2 separate regions of the Homo sapiens genome follow, and region 2 is linked to region 1. A link is an interaction called in ENCODE POLR2A ChIA-PET data of the cell type or tissue named here. Cell type or tissue: IMR-90. All regions are shown on one strand. Each heading gives the region's core, and the rest is flanking DNA. Links, peaks and the distances in the headings are about the cores only. Region 1 overlaps FMN1 (formin 1). Region 2 overlaps FMN1 (formin 1).

Evidence for each region. ChIA-PET counts read pairs that join two places held together with the same protein. Peaks named below come from ENCODE experiments on the same cell type or tissue, not always from the same donor. Only the 100,000 strongest peaks of a DNase experiment are listed, where the experiment ranks them.
Region 2: POLR2A ChIA-PET joins it to region 1 with 6 read pairs; 6 of 35 experiments call an interaction of 5 or more read pairs at or near these places.

Annotation. Positions count from the first base shown.
Region 1 is chr15:32,904,211-32,910,106 of GRCh38, reverse strand. FMN1 (formin 1) reads left to right here. Exons shown (of 21, transcript NM_001277313.2): 12 at 1,529-1,617. Among named protein-coding and RNA genes, the nearest start is that of GREM1-AS1, 190 kb to the right of the region's middle. In IMR-90, for the core only: no CTCF peak of the experiment used is centred there; DNase peaks (open chromatin) are centred at 466 and 1,766; H3K27ac peaks cover 2,206 bases.
Region 2 is chr15:32,853,649-32,859,993 of GRCh38, reverse strand. It overlaps FMN1 (formin 1), which reads left to right. Exons shown (of 21, transcript NM_001277313.2): 17 at 2,887-2,979. Among named protein-coding and RNA genes, the nearest start is that of GREM1-AS1, 140 kb to the right of the region's middle. RefSeq lists an enhancer at 2,316-3,214. In IMR-90, for the core only: a CTCF peak has its summit at 3,752; DNase peaks (open chromatin) are centred at 3,063 and 3,843; H3K27ac peaks cover 3,076 bases.

The DNA of each region.
Region 1 (5,896 bases), core at 4-4,003:
GGATGATTACTCTTAGTCCAAATGAGTTGATGATATTGAATGTGGGAAGGTGTGTAGAATGGTAGGTATGTGTTTTGGATTTAGAATGAGACAGTCTTAGGTTTGAGGTCCAGCTGTGTCTACCATTGCCTGCTAAGTGACCTTGGGCTAGTTACTTAAACTTCTTAATCCCGTTGTGATCATCAGTATAGCGGGGATTATAGTAGGCTCTGATTTTTTTTTTTTAGTCAAATGAGGATTTAATATATGTAGCAGTAGCAATGTATTTTGAAAGTCAACAGGACTGTACACATATAAGGTTTTTGATTTGGGTTTTAAGTGGACATAACCAGCAGAATTGTCAGGCTCTCTTGAGAAGACAACACAGGAGAGTCAGAATTCCCATGATTGTTCATTGTTTTGGTTCACTGACTGTTAGGCTACAAAAACATAGATTGAACCACATTCTCTTAAGTAATGGTATTTCCCAGGAAGCTGTCTAGGGCTCTATAGTGTACTGTGGTCACCAGTTCAAAAGATGATTCGTTTCATATTTATGTCCCCTGGGACCTTAAGTTTCTTACAGAAGATTTCCATAGTCTAATAGTCTAGGCTTGGTGGCATCACCAATTCCTTGCTCATTTTCACATCTTTATATGTATCAGGAGCTACTTAGTACAAGTGGGTCGGAACTTCTCACGTTTCCACTAGTAAAGCTTTCGTTAATAAACCAGAAAGTACACAAATACCAGGCCATTGGGAGCTAATTATGCACTTGAATACTTGGAGGTCAGCAAGGTATAGAGGCAGAAAGAGGGAGTTCCAAGTCTGAAGCTCTTTAACAGTTGCTTAGTACAAGCCTCAGTGGAATAATCTGTAAAATGAGGATACAGTGGTTCATGTTAAAGAACTTTGTCAAAGGCAGTACCTTCCAGATGCTTTGTGTTGTTACCATGAGCTCAGGACTAAGCACATGGTTGCCGCTTGTTAGCTCACAGTAGAGATAAGCTTCATTCAACTGAAATAGTTGGATAAATTGAGAAAGTAAGTGACTCAATGCCAAAATAAGTGGTACAGACAATGAGTGCTTACGAAATTTGGAAAAAGGGACGTTGTTGACTAGAAATGAAAGAGCTGCGAGTTCATATAATTTAGGGCTGTTCTAAGAGTAAGGAAACAAATTCTAAGAACAATATTCCCCCAGCCTCCTTACAGAGGAAGAGATGGGGGATTCAAAAGTAGAGCTCAAATAGCTGTACTTCTGTGTCCAGCTGCGTGTACTTGTTAGGTCCATTTGCATTGAATCTCAAACTTGAGCATGCATCAGAATCACCCAGTGGGCTTGCATCCCCCCACCCCCACCCACACCCCAAGTTCTTGTGTCTAGGGTGGGCCAATAATTTGCATTTCTGACAAGTGACAGGTGATGTTGTTGATGCTGCTAGTCTAGGAACCACACTTCGAGACTTTGAGACCCACTGCCATAGCCAGAGTCTCACTTCCCTTTTTTTTTTTTTTTTTTTTGGTTTTGTTTTCTATTTTGATACAGAGAGCCCAAGAGGATGAGCTGGTTAAAATAAGAAAGTATTACGAGACATCCAAAGAAGAAGAACTGAAGCTGCTGGATAAACCTGAGCAGTAAGGATACTTAACATTTTTCTGTTAGGCCAAAAGGAGAACTGCAATTTCTGTCTTCTTGTCTCCCAGCTCAGAATAACCAAATCTAAATGTGCAGCCAGCTAAATCACAACACCGTCATTCCTGTGACCTGTTGCATGCAGCAGGATGACCCTGCTGCCGGGAAAAGCAGCGCTGAGATTTGTGCTGTTGGATACAGTGTGTCTCACCCCCCTCCCCCACCCCAAGAGACTCCCCTTTCTTTTTCTAGCAACTTGTTAATTCCTCCTAGACTAAACAATTTGACCAAAAGGGTAACTGAGGAAGGAAGAAGGCATTGTTCTGTTTAAGGTTCTCTTGATGAAGTTAAAAAGATGATATCAGAGTCACAGAATTCAAGTTTATTTTCCTAAAGGTCATATCCAGTAAGTGCAGCCTGAATGTGCTAGCTTTTCCCCAAACTTCTCCACCTGCTCTGCCCAAATGTGGCTTTTTCTCACCCTCACTCTGTACATGCTTGTTTTTCTCTCCAGTCACTATCTATGGCTGCTTGCTCTGTTGTTTGTGATGCCGTTCCATAGGCTTTGAAGACCCAGAACTCCGGGGTGTAACTGAGTGACTCTTGGGGTCTCGAAGCCATAGATAAGCTCCCGGGGCTCTGCAGCCCCACGACCCTGCCCAGCTTTCCAGGGCTTAGGACTCTGTGAGACTGTAAAATGGGTTCAGAGGACCTGTGTCCTCTGACACAGGTTCAGAGGGCCTCTTTTGCCTGTTGCTACCTTGAATTTTTTTTGTCCAGTTCAGGCCAACCCTCTCAATCTAGAGATGAGGCAAGTGTAGAAAATGAAGCAGAAATGGAGCTATCAGATCAGGGTTACCAGTCAGCCCTAGAAACTTCCAAGGTTCTCCGGCTTGCACTGGAGTTCCATGCCTTGTCCCTTGGGTCCTCTAGAAACGGGTCCCCAACCCCTGGGCCACAGACTGGTACCAGCCCATGGCCTGTTAGGAACCAGGCCACACAGCAGGAGGTGAGTGAGAGACAAGCCGGCATTACCACCTGAGCTCCGCCTCCTGTCAGATCAGCAGCAGCATCAGATTCTCATAGGAGCACAAACCCTATTGTGAACTGCGCATGTGAGCGATCCAGGTTGCACGCTCCTTATGAGAATCTAATGATTATCTGTCACTGTCTCCCATCACCCCCAGATGGGACCATCTAGTTGCAGGAAGCTAGAGGGACCATCAGGGCTCCCACTAATCCTAGATTATGGTGAGTTGTATAATTATATCATTGTATGTTACAATGTAATAATAATGGAAATAAAGTGCACAATAAATGTAATGTGCTTGAATCATCTTGAAACCATCCCACCTCCAACCCCAACCCCTGGCCTGTGGAAAAATTGTCTTCCTCGAAACCGGTCCCTGTGCTAAAAAGGTTGGGCACAGCTGCTCTAGAATACCTCAGTCCCCATGGATGCCTGGACATTTAGACTCAGGAAAACATCTTAAATGGCTGAGGATGGGAGTTGGGAAGAGAATTCTGGGTTTACTCAGTTGACGACAAACCTACATGATGGTTCTGGGAACCTTGGATGACTTGCTCTCACATGGAGCATGGTCCAGGATCCCCCCTCAAAGTAGGTTTCTAAAGCCTAGGAATATTGTGAATCAAGTCAAGTGAGGTTCCCTTGCTGTCTTGTTCCACTGACTTGAGACACCTTCCTTACCAATCCCTACCCTCAACTGATCCTATAGTTTATTTCCAAGTCATATTTCCTATTATAACAAATGAATCCCTCTTACGGTGCTAATGACTGAAAGTAAAGTGATTAATAATGGGCTGTTTCAACACTGAAAAGGCCATTTGGTTGTATTGGGGCACAGTGGGCATATCAAAGCACTTGGGTAGTGCTGGTTATACCAAGTTACACAGTAATATTCTCCTCTAAGCCTGGAGTTGGCAAACCTTTCCTGTAAAGGACTAGATAGTAAGTCTTTTAGGCTTTGTGGCTTACGGGATGTTACAAATATTCAAGTCAGCCATTGCTGTGCCAAAGCAACCACAGGCAGTATATAAACAAATGGGTATCGCTGTGCCCCAATGACATTTTACTTATGAACACTGAAATTTGAATTTCATGTCATTTTTACATGTCATAAAATGTTGTCCTTCTGTTGACTCTTTTTTCAACAATTTAGAAACGTAAACATCGTTCTTTTAATTCATGGGCCATACAAAAACAAGTGGTGGCCTGGTTTTGGCCTGTGGGCTGCAATTTGCCAACCCCTTAACCACCGAGCAGCCCTTGTTCTAAGCTATGGGAATGGCTGATCCGGTGAAATGAACAGGCAGGGAGAGATCATGCGTTTCTGCTACTGTCCTAATTATTGTTCTAATTGCCGGGACTTAGATAATGGTAGCAGGTAATTAACACACAACTTACTCTTGTTTTCTCTACTGATGATCTAGATAGAAAAGCATTTTTAATGTTTATAAATGGTCATTGTAATGGCTTCGTGAACACGCAAACCCAGCAAAAAGGACTGTCATGCTGTGCTGGTGAGGTGACTTGCCTGGGCTCAGTTGCGGGAGGGTGAGGCACGGATAGATGGGGGCCTTCAGACCTGGGTGCATTTCACCTTTGCTACCAACCTCCTGCACAAACCAGCATTTGTTTGATTTATGCCACTCTGATTCTCTGGCAACTTATTTGCCATTAACTCCAAGTGAGTCGACTATAAGCATGTTTTACATACTGGAAAATATGAATCATTTATAGTTTTAACGTTGCAGTTTCCTAAGAGCCCTGTGGTGCCCAGTCCTATAAATCAGAGCATGGAGAGGCTGGCCTCATCACTCACCTCATCAACTCTCTTACACTCCAGTGCCAGATTTAGAAAGCCATTGCCCACAGAGGTGTCATCTGTTTGGGACCAGGCTGTCTGAGAACCACTCCCTCTAGGGATGGCCGTTGACTCTTATGCTGCCGGGTAATGGTTGTGAGGTGAGGCTCTACTGGGTTTGATTAGGCCTGGTACACACTTCTCATGGCCTAGGGTGAGAACACTATACACAGTCTATTGTGATTTTCATGAAGGTCCACAGCTGCCTTGGGGCCCCCACACAGTAGACTCTGTTAGTGTAATCCTCCATCGAAGAATGCAGGTTGCAACATTCAGTTATGCTATGTGTATCGCCTATGTGCACATACACCTTAGGTGATACCATTCAGAAATTTAGGGATAATAAATCAAATGTTAGTCTCTTAAAAACATGAGCCACATTGCTTCATTCCACCCGTCAGCTGAGTTGCTGCTGTAGATGTGTAACCCAAATAATGTGAGACACAGAACGTCTTTCATATATTAGAAGCTGAAGTTGCAGTCCTTCCTAGAAGTATTAGCCTACATTGGAGAAAGAAGGGAAGGATCCCTCATTTGTGGCTTCTTTTGGGAATATTTAGTCTTCTTTCTTACTGAACCTAGAATGTAAAGTTAGACTAGCCCAAAAGGAACTCAATCCATAAATATTCAGAAGTACCAAGGCCCAGTGTCCAAGATCCCATGCTTGGGAATATTTAAGAGAGTTACTGTGTTTGCTCTTGTGGGTAGAGGATAAAACAGTAATGGGGCAGGGCAGGGGAAGAGAAGCTATTTGTCAGATGCTTGCTTCACAGCCTTCAAAGTAACCCATACCTCTGGTAGCTTAGCAGATAAATAAGAGAGGAGCTATGGTGCTCCTTGCATGGCTGTTTTTGGATGGCAAGGGTCATAAAACTCTATTTTTTTCCTCCAAATTTGCTTCTTTATTATTTTGTATTTTCGCTATACCCAATATCCACGCCAAAACTGCAAAGTCATCCTGGACTCTTCACAACATCTCTTAGGAGTAGGTTGCTCTGGGTCTTGTTACCTTAGCAGCTTCCTCATCCATTTGCCCCTCTCCATTCACACTGCAAGCCCCTCTTACCTTTCCTCTTGGAAGATTACAGCTGTGGTCTAGGAGGTCTCCCAGCCTCAAATTTCCTCTCCCATCCAATCAGCTGAGCTGCTGCCATGGAGATTTTCTACAACAAAAAGCAGAAACTGTCACCTTCCTGTTTAGAACCCTTCATTCGTTCAGAAGTTTAAACCCTGTATTTTAGAATACAGAACACAATTTTAGCATCTGCCTTCTACTCACTTCCCCCACAGATACCATTCAGCCTATCTGGGCTCTCCCGGCAGTTTCTCACATGTTGTGCGTGAGCATCACAGGGCTCCGGGGACCCTAGCTGACAATGTTCCCCCCATGACA
Region 2 (6,345 bases), core at 1,592-5,591, 52 kb after region 1:
CAATGGTATGACACTGCAGCCTCGAACTCCTGGGCAGAAAAAACCCTCCCAGATCAGCCTCCCATGTAGCTGGGTCTACAGGCATGCACCATCATGCCTGGATAACTTAAAAAATTTTTTTTGAGAGACAAGGTCTCACTGTGTTGCCAGACTGGTCTTGAACTCCTGGCCTCAAGTGATCCTCCCACCAAGGCCTCTCAAAGCACTGGGATTACAGGTGCGAACCACGACATTCAGCCAAGATAAGGAAATCTGATGCTTTCGCCAGATACATGGAGCTCTCTAGAGAAGTTTGGGGAGAAGTAAATGAATCCTGCATGATGACTTCTCAGGGATTAATGTATGGACTTTTACATAAATATTAAAGGTAAAACATAAACACTGTGCAGACGGTGATAGATATGTTTGAAAGATGCAAAAACATTGGATTGAAAAATGCTTTGTGGCAATGTTGGCATCTCAGAGAAGCTTTTTAGGATGAACAGGACTTTGTCAGATATTGTTGAAAGAATGTATGGCATGAGAGCAGAGCAGAGAACCACATGAATGAAGACATGGAACTGGGAATGCCGAATAATGTAACTGGAAAACATTGAACAGCTTTGGTTTGGTTAGTCAAATACATGTGGGAAATAGAGCTGAAATATGCCATAATGGAAAAGGCCTTAAATAATCCAAGTCCCCGAAGTTTGAATTTAGTTGAATTTGTGATGAGAACCCATTAATAGTTTTATCTTCTTTTGTACCTTTCCCCCTTTGTTTTCAGGGGACAAGATTGCCTTACAATTTATAGAGACTAGAGAAAACTTAAGCATCAAATTTAACTCTTGATCTCCTCTGTCTCTTAAAAAAACATAATCCAACAAGATACTTCCCCACTATTCTCTATCTCAGCAAATGGCACTTCCAGCAACCCATTGCCCACTCCTTTACCCTTCCATCTGCTTCAACCCTACCTTGACTGAATCAGCAAGACCTATTTGTTACACCTGCAAAATATATCCCAGCTCTATCTACTCTCTCGCTCCTTGGACACTACTCTAGCGCAAAGTGTCCTATTTTGAGAAAAGAATGGTAGTGGGAAGGATATACTTACCATTTGGCCACAGATCCATCTATTTCAAAAGAGGTGAAGGGTAATCTCATAATAGCAGAGAAGCTATAAAGTAGTTATTGTAGAGAGGACAAAAAGGCTTACAAAGAAAGGAAAAAAATGTGGAAAAAATGAATGTTTTAAATGATTATTTGACTGGATTTATAGAATTTGTTCTAGTTGTTTCAAGGTAAGATTTGTATTTTTTCAATAAGATAAGTCATTTAAAAAATTAGTCTTTGCCTCCCAACGGACAGGATTTCCTAGATAGCCTTGGAATGGTTGTCAGAATAGCTAATAGCAGATATTCTAGATAGCTCTATAAAAACTCTTTAAGAAACAATGTCAATAGATAGAGCTTGAATTTCGGTACCCCTGTCCTGTGACCTAGCATCCCTGTATCATGAGAAATCCCTAGATACCTCTGAAAATGTAGGTGATTCTGACCTTGACTCAGAAAATGACAAAGGGTTCCCTCAAATTGTACTTTCATTTTCAGCACCGTTTTGTAGTCCCCAGGGTTGTCTAGGATTTCTGCAATCTAGTTGGCAATATTGCAAATGAAAAGTGTCAGATAACTAATTTCAGAGAACATTTAAGTGGTGTCTTTTGCATTTTCTCTATTTCTGAACTGACATGTTTATTGCTTTGCCTGCAGTATACGTTCTGAGATGCTAGTTTTAAATATGCCAAATTATTGGATAGGAATTTCCCAATGTAAATAAAGATCTCCTTCCCAACCTCCTTCTTCCAAAATACCTTACCTGTGTGTTTATAAATTGCTCCAAGATCTGTAGTATATGTTTCTCTATTTTGTGAACCCCAGGTGGCATGATATCTTTATGGTGAAATCCAGTGCTTTATTAATAGGCTTTTGGACAAGAACATATCTAATTTCCAGCCATGGTCAACAGATGAAAGTGATCTTGACTCAGCTCTAGCTTTGTAGAAACGAAGCCTTTCTTTTCCCAGTGCATGCTGTAACTGGCACAAACACATAGGAACCTTGGGGAGATGCCTCTTGGCTGGGTTAACTGCCTTTTGTGATGGTGAACTATGATTTACTGTGGCTTCCCTGTAGACAAATCGTAACTATCCAATAAGGTAGGTCATTTTTAAAAAGTCAAGTCACCTCAGACCTGATTATCAAAAAGTACTCTATTACAAATTTTAGATAGTCTATCTGAAGTAAATTATGTAAAATTATTTCCCTTGTGTTAGTAGAGGATTAAAAGGAAGGGTAGGTGAACGGGAAGCATGAAGAACTGACAGGGTCCTCCCCGACCTGGTCTTAGTTCTCATGTTGGGATGCGTGTGTCACCCTGGCCAATCACTAGGTTGGTAGTTCTAGACAACTTGGGTGCCTGAGAATTTCTGCAATATATTTTTCAAGCTCTACTTTTGGAGTGTGAATCTGAGGAGGGCTGAGGCCCTTAATTTCGTGAGACTAATCCTCAAGTAGTTTTTGCCTCTCTTTATCTTTGGGAGAACACAAGCAGAATACTTTACCTATCCCAGGTCAGAGACTTTTCTGGATCTCTAGAAGAAAAATGGAAGGATTGTACATTGCCCTGTTCCTCAAGAGTGGTGTAGAATGAACTAATTATTTTTGTTGGTTTGTTTATTATTTCTGGGTTTTGTTCCCCCTGCCCCCCAATCCTGGAATTTGGACCAACAGTGGTTGACAAGGAGTGTGCACAATTGATAGCCAAGTGCATAGCACAGTACCTGGCCCATAGCAGGAGCTCAGCAAATCTGTGTTCCTAAGTCTAATTCTAAATTTCTCTTCACAGCAAGTGAGAAACAGATGGTGGTGGTGTGCAAGGAGTCCCCAAAGGAGTATCTCCAGCCTTTCAAGGACAAACTAGAGGAGTTCTTCCAAAAAGGTAGGAAGCTTTGTCAGCCGCACATACACGTGGCCCTGAAACATCCTTCATTCCATGAATCTTTCTCTGAGGCCCACGGCCCCTGGCATCCTGGCTGACCACAGGCAGCTCTGGTGATTTCATTAGCCCATCTTTCCATGGTGGTTACATACTCACGGTAGATAAAGTTGTCCTGTAGCTTTCATATCACCTTTCAAATCCAGTTTAATATTTTAAATTCTTGAATGTTACTCTGGCTTTTGTAAATTCTCTGAGGACAAACTTTTTTGTCTCTTCATGGGGCTCAAGGAATTCCTTAGCCCGTGTTTACTGACAAATGACATACATGTAAGGCAGATGTGGTCATGCATTTCACATTTGTGGTCAACCTGGACAGGTGGATGGTGATCACCCTCCTGGTTTTATGAGTGTAGCAACTTGGAAACTTGTGTTATATTTTCCATTCCTTTTCAGATAGGAAAATTAGGGCCAAGTGAATGTCACCCATCAATCACTTGCTACCTATCAGCCCTCTGGGGGTTAGTCAGTGAAAGTGATGTGCTGGTATGCATGAGACTCCACACTTTCTTTGAAATCTTAACAGATTTCCTTCCTTCACAGTTTTGGCATGAGTAGGGAACTTCTGTTTATCAGGGTTAGTGAACATGGAAGTATCATGTCTTTTAGATAATTCCTATTCTAATTTCTCAAATTTAACTTAAGATGTAAAACAAAAATAAGTGTGGGGTTGTTGCAGGCAGCTTTTTTCCCTGCTGGAAAGCTAGAGGAAACACACATAGGAGCCTTTGGGGGATATCTCAACATGCTTTTTCTATTACTGAGTAAGGCCACTTGTTACCACACCATCAACAAAAGACTGTTAAGCAGGGTGAATGCATAAAGTGTGGCCAAACCAGCTTGAGAATCAGCAGGGAAATTCTCAGTCTATGAGTCAGAGGAACTCCATTCCAGCTGCTGTTCCCTTGGTGCAGAGACCATTGCTCCCTTCTCCATGATGAAAGGTTGTCTGTATTGAAGTAGGAGAAGTCAGATTTCTCTCTCAGCCATTACAGAACCTCATATATGATGGAAGAAATGCTGTCAGACAAAGTACCATCTTGAGAGCAAAGATACCAATACTTGTGTGCTATGTGACTATAGGAGATGGATTTTATAAGTGACTTATCAAAAAATGCATTGCTGTATAATTATACTGTGTAAATATAACCTAAGTAGCCTGAAGAAAACCATGAACTACTTCCCTTTGCTGACCCCAGTTAATAGTATCTGCTTTTTACATATGCAGAATTAACTTGAAATGAGGCTCATTTGTACTTGGATTCCATCTTTATTTTTAATTGCTATTCTATTTCTAGAAAATTTTGCCATGTGCATGTCAGGGTACTATTTACCTGCATGCTGTAATGCTCTTAGAATCCTGCGTCTGCAAAGCAGCCAGCTTATATTGTGAATTTTATTCTTTTTGTTGAAAAGACATAAATATGAATAGATTTAAAACCTTGAGAATCTTCTTTGGTACCTTGGAAAAGCAATTTGCAAATCCCCATTTGGGATAATGTGTTAGCCTCTTCTCTACTAGGGCTCCCAAGACAATTCTGGTCTATTCAGAGAAAGGGAATTTATATGAGGGAAACTGGATCTTATGACAGGGAAGTAAAGGTATGGCCATAGGAAGCTGTTCTAAGAAAGTCCTAAAACAGTGGTTCTCAACTCTCTTGCATACTAGAATCACTTAGGAGATTTTTTAAAATCTTGATACCCGGGCCCAACTCTAGACCCATCATCAGCATCTCTCAGGGTGGGGCCAGGCATCAGATTTTCTTTCTTTTTTCTTTTTTTTTTTTTTTTTTTTTTTTTACTCTCCACGTAATTCCAGTGTGGAACCCAGATAGCCAGTACTCTCTAGCTTAGTTCACCTTTTAATGTGTATTCAAAGATTTATTCTGAGCCTGCTATAGGTTAGGCTCTATGTTAGAGACCAAGAGTACTAAGATTAATTGTATACTCCTACACTCTGTCCCAAGGAATATCTTAATGGGAAAAGATCTATAATTGAATACAACGAGCTCTTTTTTTTGTTTGTTTTTTGTTTTTTTTTTTGAGGTGGAGTTTTACCCTCATTGCCCAGGCTGGAGTGCAGTGGTGCGATCTCGGCTCACTGCAACCTCCACCTCCCGGGTTCAAGCAATTCTTCTGCCTCAGCCTCCCAGGTAGCTGGGATTACAGGCGCCCACCACCACACCCGGCCAATTTTTTGTATTTTTAGTAGACATGGGGTTTCACTATGTTGGCCAGGCTGGTCTCGAACTCCTGACCTCAGGCGATCCACCCGCCTCGGCCTCCCAAAGTGCTGGGATTACAGGCGTGAGCCACTGTGCCCGGCCAATCAGCTCCTGACTTACAGATGAGGTAAAAGTGACAATCAGCTCATCAGCTCCTACTTTACAGATGAGGTAAAAGTAACATTAGGAATAACATCAAATCATGCTTAAGACAAAACCAGCCAAAATATGACACAGATTGAATTTGAAGGAAACATTACCATTCTATTAAAAAAGTTAAGAATATAAAAATATATATACTATTGTAGGAATCTTAAACATTCCCAATACCGTATGGTAGAAAAGTCTACTGTTGAAATAGCTTGTTACAATTATTTCATTACTTAACTCATTTTGTCAAAACAGTCTAGAATTGTGCTGTTCGATGTGGCAAGCACTAGCCACATGTGGCTTTTGAGAAGCTGAAATGTGGCTAATCCAAACTGAGATGTCTTATGAGGGTAAAACACGGGGTTTTGAAAACTCAGCAGAAAAAACATGTCAAATATTTTATTGCTGATTTTTTTTACTGATTGCATGGTAAAGTGATAACATTTTAGATATGTTAAATAAATAAAACGATTAATATTCATTTATAGGTAAGTTAATAAATATGTTAATAACCTGACAAAATATATTAGCTAAATTATATTTCTTCTACTTCTTGAGTGTGGCTACTAGAAAATCTAAATTGTATTAGTGGTTCACATTCTATTTCTATCAGAAAGTGCTAGTCTAGAGGCATGTTCCGTAGGCTTTCCTCAGCTCATTCCTACACTCTCTTCTCATTGTCGCCCTGCCTTCTCAGCTTGAATCCTAAGTTACTGGAATGCAGAGTTTCACAAGCTAGCCCCCTGCCCACTCTGGGCCTGGCCCTTGTTTGGCTCTCAAGTGGGGCTACGTAACCAAAGGAGGTGACAGCATGCTACTTGGTCAGGCTGTTACCTCTACATTTCTGAAATGTATGGTTTAGGGTTTGTGGTTAAGAAATACATTATAGTTCACAGCAGTATGCTATGATGTAGGGGCTGGGTTTTTGCCAAAT